Regions from separate parts of the Homo sapiens genome. Here region 1 is linked to region 2. The links are chromatin loops, found by intact Hi-C in ENCODE. Cell type or tissue: ascending aorta. All regions are shown on one strand. Links, peaks and the distances in the headings refer to the core of each region. The heading gives the core; the rest is flanking DNA. Region 1 overlaps TOM1L2 (target of myb1 like 2 membrane trafficking protein). Region 2 overlaps TOM1L2 (target of myb1 like 2 membrane trafficking protein).

Evidence for each region. A loop is a pair of places that touch in the nucleus more often than their neighbours do. Peaks named below come from ENCODE experiments on the same cell type or tissue, not always from the same donor. Only the 100,000 strongest peaks of a DNase experiment are listed, where the experiment ranks them.
Region 1: it touches region 2 in a loop (2.6-fold over the local background); 2 of 110 quality-filtered maps call a loop at or near these places.

The regions. Positions count from the first base shown.
Region 1 is chr17:17,957,034-17,959,947 of GRCh38, reverse strand. The region is part of intron 1 of TOM1L2 (target of myb1 like 2 membrane trafficking protein); the gene reads left to right. Among named protein-coding and RNA genes, the nearest start is that of TOM1L2, 14 kb to the left of the region's middle. RefSeq lists a silencer at 1,605-1,654. In ascending aorta, for the core only: no CTCF peak of the experiment used is centred there; DNase peaks (open chromatin) are centred at 1,229 and 1,676; H3K4me3 peaks cover 269 bases; H3K27ac peaks cover 2,399 bases.
Region 2 is chr17:17,875,940-17,878,853 of GRCh38, reverse strand. The region is part of intron 7 of TOM1L2 (target of myb1 like 2 membrane trafficking protein); the gene reads left to right. Among named protein-coding and RNA genes, the nearest start is that of SREBF1, 40 kb to the right of the region's middle. RefSeq lists enhancers at 834-1,555, 1,916-2,914. In ascending aorta, for the core only: no CTCF peak of the experiment used is centred there; DNase peaks (open chromatin) are centred at 763, 1,153 and 1,773; H3K4me3 peaks cover 542 bases; H3K27ac peaks cover 2,477 bases.

The DNA of each region.
Region 1 (2,914 bases), core at 160-2,659, 81 kb before region 2:
AGTGATGGATGGAGGAAAAGACGGAATTTAAACACATGCTAAATTGTCTAACTGACCAACTTGCTTTTAAGACATCACCAGCTGCTCTTTTAATCATTAATGAAGCATAAGCCTTGTAGTCTGGGAGGCATGTCAAAAATTCTGTTTCGGGTTTTGGTTTAAAATTGAGTGTAATGGAGAGAGACTGATTCTTTCATCTCAGAGAATTGGGCTGTCTTTGAGAGCTGGGGACAAGAACTGGGTCCTGTAATAGGACACTGTGGAGTTTTTTTTGCTGCTCCTCAAAGGAGAAATCACACAGATTTCTGGCACGTCATTAGTCGAAATAGGAAATGAGGCCTGAGAAATGATGTTGCTTGGGGTTTGAAAGCTGAATTTGCTAGTGGCTTCCAGAGAGCGAGAGTCTCCTATGCTAACTGTGGAAATTCTTAAACCAGCAATTCAAAGAATCAGAAGACTCTAGTTGAAAGGGTCTTAGTGGTATTTGGTCCAACCCTCTAATTTTTGCAGGTTGTGGAAACAAGGCCAGAGAGGGTGTCTGTGATGTATGACATTTCTGACAGCAAATGTGCAGGGATTTTTTTGTTGTTTTTGTCTTTTTTCTGATATCAAATGGATGTCCTACAATTGAATTCAGTTTTGACACTAACTACCTGGAGCTGGTGCGGACCCCAGAGGTTAAGGGCTCAGTCCCACAAGACTGCCCCCACTTCACATGCCAGTCACAAGTTCCTGGTTACCATCTGTACTTCCCATGACCGGCTATAAATTGGGGATTCCCGTGATGCCTTCCCCATGTTTGATCATATGCTTGAATGGCTCACAAAATTCAGGACAACACTTTACTTACATTTTCGTGACAAAGGATATAACTCAGCAACAGCCAAATGGAAGAGATTCATCGGGCAAGGTGTGGGGAAGGGGCAGAGAACTTCTGTGCCAGCCTCCCAGCACCTTTATGTGTTCAACTTGGAAGTTCTTTGAACCCCATCGTTTAGGGGTATTAATGGAGGTTTCATTATGTGGGCATGAGTGATTAAATCTGGCCATTGGTGAATAACTCAACCTCTAGTCCCTCTCCCCTTTCCGGAGGTAAGGTGGGATGAGGGTACGGCTAAAAGTTCCAACACTGAAATGTACCTTGGTCTTTCTGGCTAGGGAGCCCCAATCTCATTAGCATACAAAAGACACTTATCTCTCAGGAGATTCCAGGGGTTTTGGGTGAGGTGTGCCAGGAACCTGGACAAAGACCAAATATATATTTCTTACTGTATCACAGTAGGAGACTTGCCAAGGTCCCACAGTGACTCAGTTTTATGACTCTTACATGTCTTCCTATTTAGCTCACAGCCTCTTGCCAGTCATTTAGATATTTGTATATGGGCAGGGAGGGTAAGCATGGGGTAGTAAGTCTGTCATTTTAATGGAGTGGAAATTTTCAACTCAGCCTCATGAAGGTAAATACATTTTATTGTTTGAAAGTTAGTCTCCTGTTTTTGACTGGGCTTGGTTGGGGGTACTATTTAGCTCTAGATTTGATGGTTTAAATGAAATTAGCTCATAAAATCACCAATGGTCTTCTGTTTTATCTACTTTTTCTGGCACTGGTCCAGACCAGAGAAACCAATCCCAGGCTAGGACTGGGAAAGTCTGGGACTGTTCACTGCTCTGCTGCTGATTTGCTGTGAGACTTTGGGTGGGGCACATCCTGTCAGTTACTCATTTGAAGAGCATGGTTTGTTCGTTCGTTTGTTTTGAAGAACAGAGGTTGAACAAGCTTTCCAAGTTCATTTCAGACCTAAAGCTTAAGGCCCAAATCAAAGTGGCTTTTAGTTTTTCTTTTCTTTTTTTTTTTTTTGAGACAGAGTCTTGCTCTGTTGCCCAGGCTGGAGTGCAGTGGCACAATCTCGACTTACTGCAAGCTCCACCTCCTGGGTTCACACCATTCTCCTGCCTCAGCCTGCTGAATAGCTAGGACTACAGGCGCCCACCACCACGCCCGGCTAATTTTTTGTATTTTTAGTAGAGACGGGGTTTCACCGTGTTAGCCAGGATGGTCTTGATCTCCGGACCTCATGATCCGCCCACCTCGGCCTGGGATTACAGTCGTGAGCCACCACGCCTGGCCTAGTTTTTCTTAAGACTTACAGCTTTCCATAAGAGACTGTACATACCTATGAATCATATGTGTGTGTACGTGTGTGTGTGTATAGCCTGTGATATGTAAGTATATACACACATGTAAATACATGCACACAGGTAAATATATACATATACATATTTTATATATATTTTATATAAATATGTTATACTTTATATATATTTTGTGTAAATGTATATATATTTGCCTTCTAATGATTTTCACTGAGGTAGTTTACTTGTAGTAAAATGCATACATTTTGTTATAATTTTGACACATGCTTACATGTTGTCACCTTACCCCATCAAGATACGCACTGTCAACCTCACCCCAGAAAGCTCCCTCAGGTCCCTTCCCAGTTAATCCTCTCCTCCAACACACTGCAGAGGGAACCACTGATCTTTTATCTCTTCTAGAAGTTCATGAGTGGAGTCATACAGTATATGCTCTTTTGTGTTGAATCCCAGTGATATTTTGAAGAAGAATCATATGCATTGTTTTCTCTACCTGCCATTTTGAAAGGCTGTATAAGGGAGTGGTGGCTCATGCCTGTAATCCCAGCACTTTGGGAGGCCAAGGCAGGAGGATTGCTTGAGGCCAAAAATTTGAGGCCAGCCTGGGCAACATAGCAAGACCCTGTTTCTACAAAAAATTTAAAAATTAGCTGGGTGTGGTAGTGCTACTCCCTGTAGTCCTAGCTACTTTGGAGGCTGAGGCAGGAGGATTGCTTGAGCCCAGGAGGTGGAGACTGCAGCGAGCTATGATTGTGCCACT
Region 2 (2,914 bases), core at 195-2,694:
GCAGAAAATGTCAGTGGTACTGCCCTTAGAAGCAGTGACCTTCTGGAGGGTGGAAGAAGGATGCTGTGAACTGCAAGGCCCCACACACTTTTCAATGGGAGGCAAGATGCTTGAGGGAACAGGTCAGGAGCCAGACTGATTTAGCAACCTGGCATGAGTTTCTCATGATACACCTGCTGCTGCTGCTGATACTGCCATTTGTGTCTGGCCCTCCGTTGTCAGTCTTGGTCCCCAAGTGCTACACCTTCTACCCTGCTGCTGGCACATGCTTGCCGCCTGTGAAGGCCCTGTCCTGGTCCCAAGTTGCTGCTTATTGTGCCCCCTTCCTACTCCAAAGCCATCGGCTCTTATGGGGGTGAGGGTGGGTGGAGACCTGTTCCAGGCCTGACACAAAACACAGTCCTAGGGGCACAGAGGTGCATGAGCTGTGGTCCCTGGAGCTTGCAGCTTTTTGCAGGAAATAGACCGGGAAACAACTTGTCTCCATGTAACTACACCAGCCTGCTCTTGAAGCTGAGAAAAGTACCCTTGGCCCAGCCCCAGTGAGGAGTCCTGAGTGGCCTCTCCCTAGTTCCCAGACCTCACTCCTGACACACCTGCATCAGCCCAGGCTTGCCTCAGCTCAGCAGATCCAGCTGAATATGTGCCACACTCCAGGGGACCTGGCTTCCCTTGAATGCATTGTCATTGGCCTCCATTCCTAGCCTGCAGGAAGGTTCGGCCAGGCGTTACCCAGATGCACAGGATTCTGAGGTCAGTCCAGAAACTGAGAAGGCCTCTTGAGGCAGCTTTGTGCTGTGTCAGCGTCGGAATTCCTGCTGACAGGGGGGATTTGCTCTGGATAGAGCCGTGCTCCTGGCAGCAGGGGGTGTGTTGAACAAAGCCAAGATGCTTCCAGACAGCCAGAGCAGACCCAGACAGCAGGAATACTTCGTGTTTTGGGGGGAGAGGGGGTTTGGGATTTTTTTTTTTTTTTAAACAAGCCCATCAGCCAAGACAAACAGAACCTAATCTCCTGGCGTCAGCTCACAGCTTTCAAAAATAGGTTGCTTCCCATGACGTTTTCCTTCCCTCTGTTTTGTTCCAACTCCAAGCCTCCCAGCCCTCACTGCTATCTTATAAATCAAATAGAAAAGGAATGACTCTCGGTGCCAGTGGGAGGCTGTCCTTCCAGCAACAGCAGATTCAGGAGCTGGGCAGCACTGTGGACAGCCGTGAACAGACACAGCCGTCCTGGCTGGTTGGCTGCACGCCTCCGCCATTGCCGACATCTTCCCACCCCTTCTTCCCCTGGCAGTCAAAAGCCAGCAGGCAGGGTCTCCCAAGGGTCAGAGCCACACTGAACAGCCAACCTTCCATGTGGAGAAATACCACTGTCTGCTTAGAAAGTGCTGGAATCAGAATGTGTCCCCAGGACCCTCCATCAAGCTGGAGGGCAGCCAGAGTGCTCGGGGCAGAGAATACAGAGCTGAGAGTGCTGGCTAGGCCATGGAAACAACCCAGATGTTCCCACCAACAGAAGCTGCTCCCAGTTCAAGTATAAATTCCTGGGGTAGGAGGTGGGGGGAATAGGAAGAGAGATAATTGGTGGTGTCAGCCCTAGGATGATCATAACTGTGGGCAGGTTATGTCCCGGTTGCCTCCTGCACATCGCAAAGCACTTTTGGGTGTAGCTTCCCATAGTGAAGCAAGAGCAGCAGGGAAGCTTGGCAGTGTGAGCTGTTTGCCTGCAGACTCATGGGTATGTGGCTGTATTTGAGGAGAGGCTGAGGCCACTCTAGCACCCTGTGCTGTCAGCGTAGCTGGAGCGCCTGAGGAGAAGGAAGGAAGGGTGCCCAGAGTGAACACAGCAACTCCTCCTCTTGAGCTATGCGTCAAATCCTCCACTCTCTGAGTTGGGAGAGACCTTCCAGGAAGTTGGTTCAGTTCTACACCTGTGTTCAGATTTCTTCCACAGCATCTTATCTGTTGGGTCTTTCTGCGTGTCCCCAGTGACAGGCTGTTCACAGCAGCCCTCTTGCTTTCAAATGGACATCTTGGTTAGACTTCGGGCAGCAGCACAGCAGGCATACAAATTACACAGGCCTATGAATTAATGCCTCCCCATCCTTGCCCTCCCACTGATGAGCTGGGCGATGCCAGGTAAGTCACCAGCCGTCTCCAGGCCCCCTTCTCCTCTCTAGACTGGAGTGATCACTTGCACCTTGGCAGTGCCTGGCGCAGGGCTGGGCTTAGGCAAGGCCTCACAAATCCTAGCTTTCGTGACTATTGTTAGAAAGCCCTTTCACACATTGATCTAAGGTGTGGCTCCCTATAACTTTGATCCTGGTCTGTCTTCTTAGACACTAGAACAAGACTAATTCCTCTTTCACATGGGTAGATCCTTAAATATTTGAAGATTGCCATAAGCCCCACCCACTGCACAGTCTCCACATGGAACAAATGTGGCATTTGGCAGCATTTGGCAGCCCACCACAGGGAGGGATAGGCAGTTCTTCACAAGAAGCAGACATAAAATGGAGAGCTTCCATCAGCTGAAAACCCTGCTGCGTCACTTCTCATCTGGTGGTTAAGCCTATCTTTGTCATCCTGTTCAAGGAACCTTAGGTCTGGGCCCGAAATTCAAGACACTGCATCTGTCCCTGCTAAAGTGCATGCCCTTACCTGCAGAAAGCCTGAGTTTGGCTTTCTGGGATCTTTAAAGATTGCGATTATGTCATCCAGTGTCCTCTGTCTCTCCCAATTTAGCCTTTTGAGCTTTGTCTTCAATGAATAACTTTTAATTAATACAATGATGCCAAAAATATATGTTCTTCTGTGGCCGTTCATCAGCATAAGATAATAACAGAGGCCTCCTCGTTTCTCCAAGTAGCAGATGGTGTATCTCCTCTTGCTTCTTGCGTCTCATTTCAAC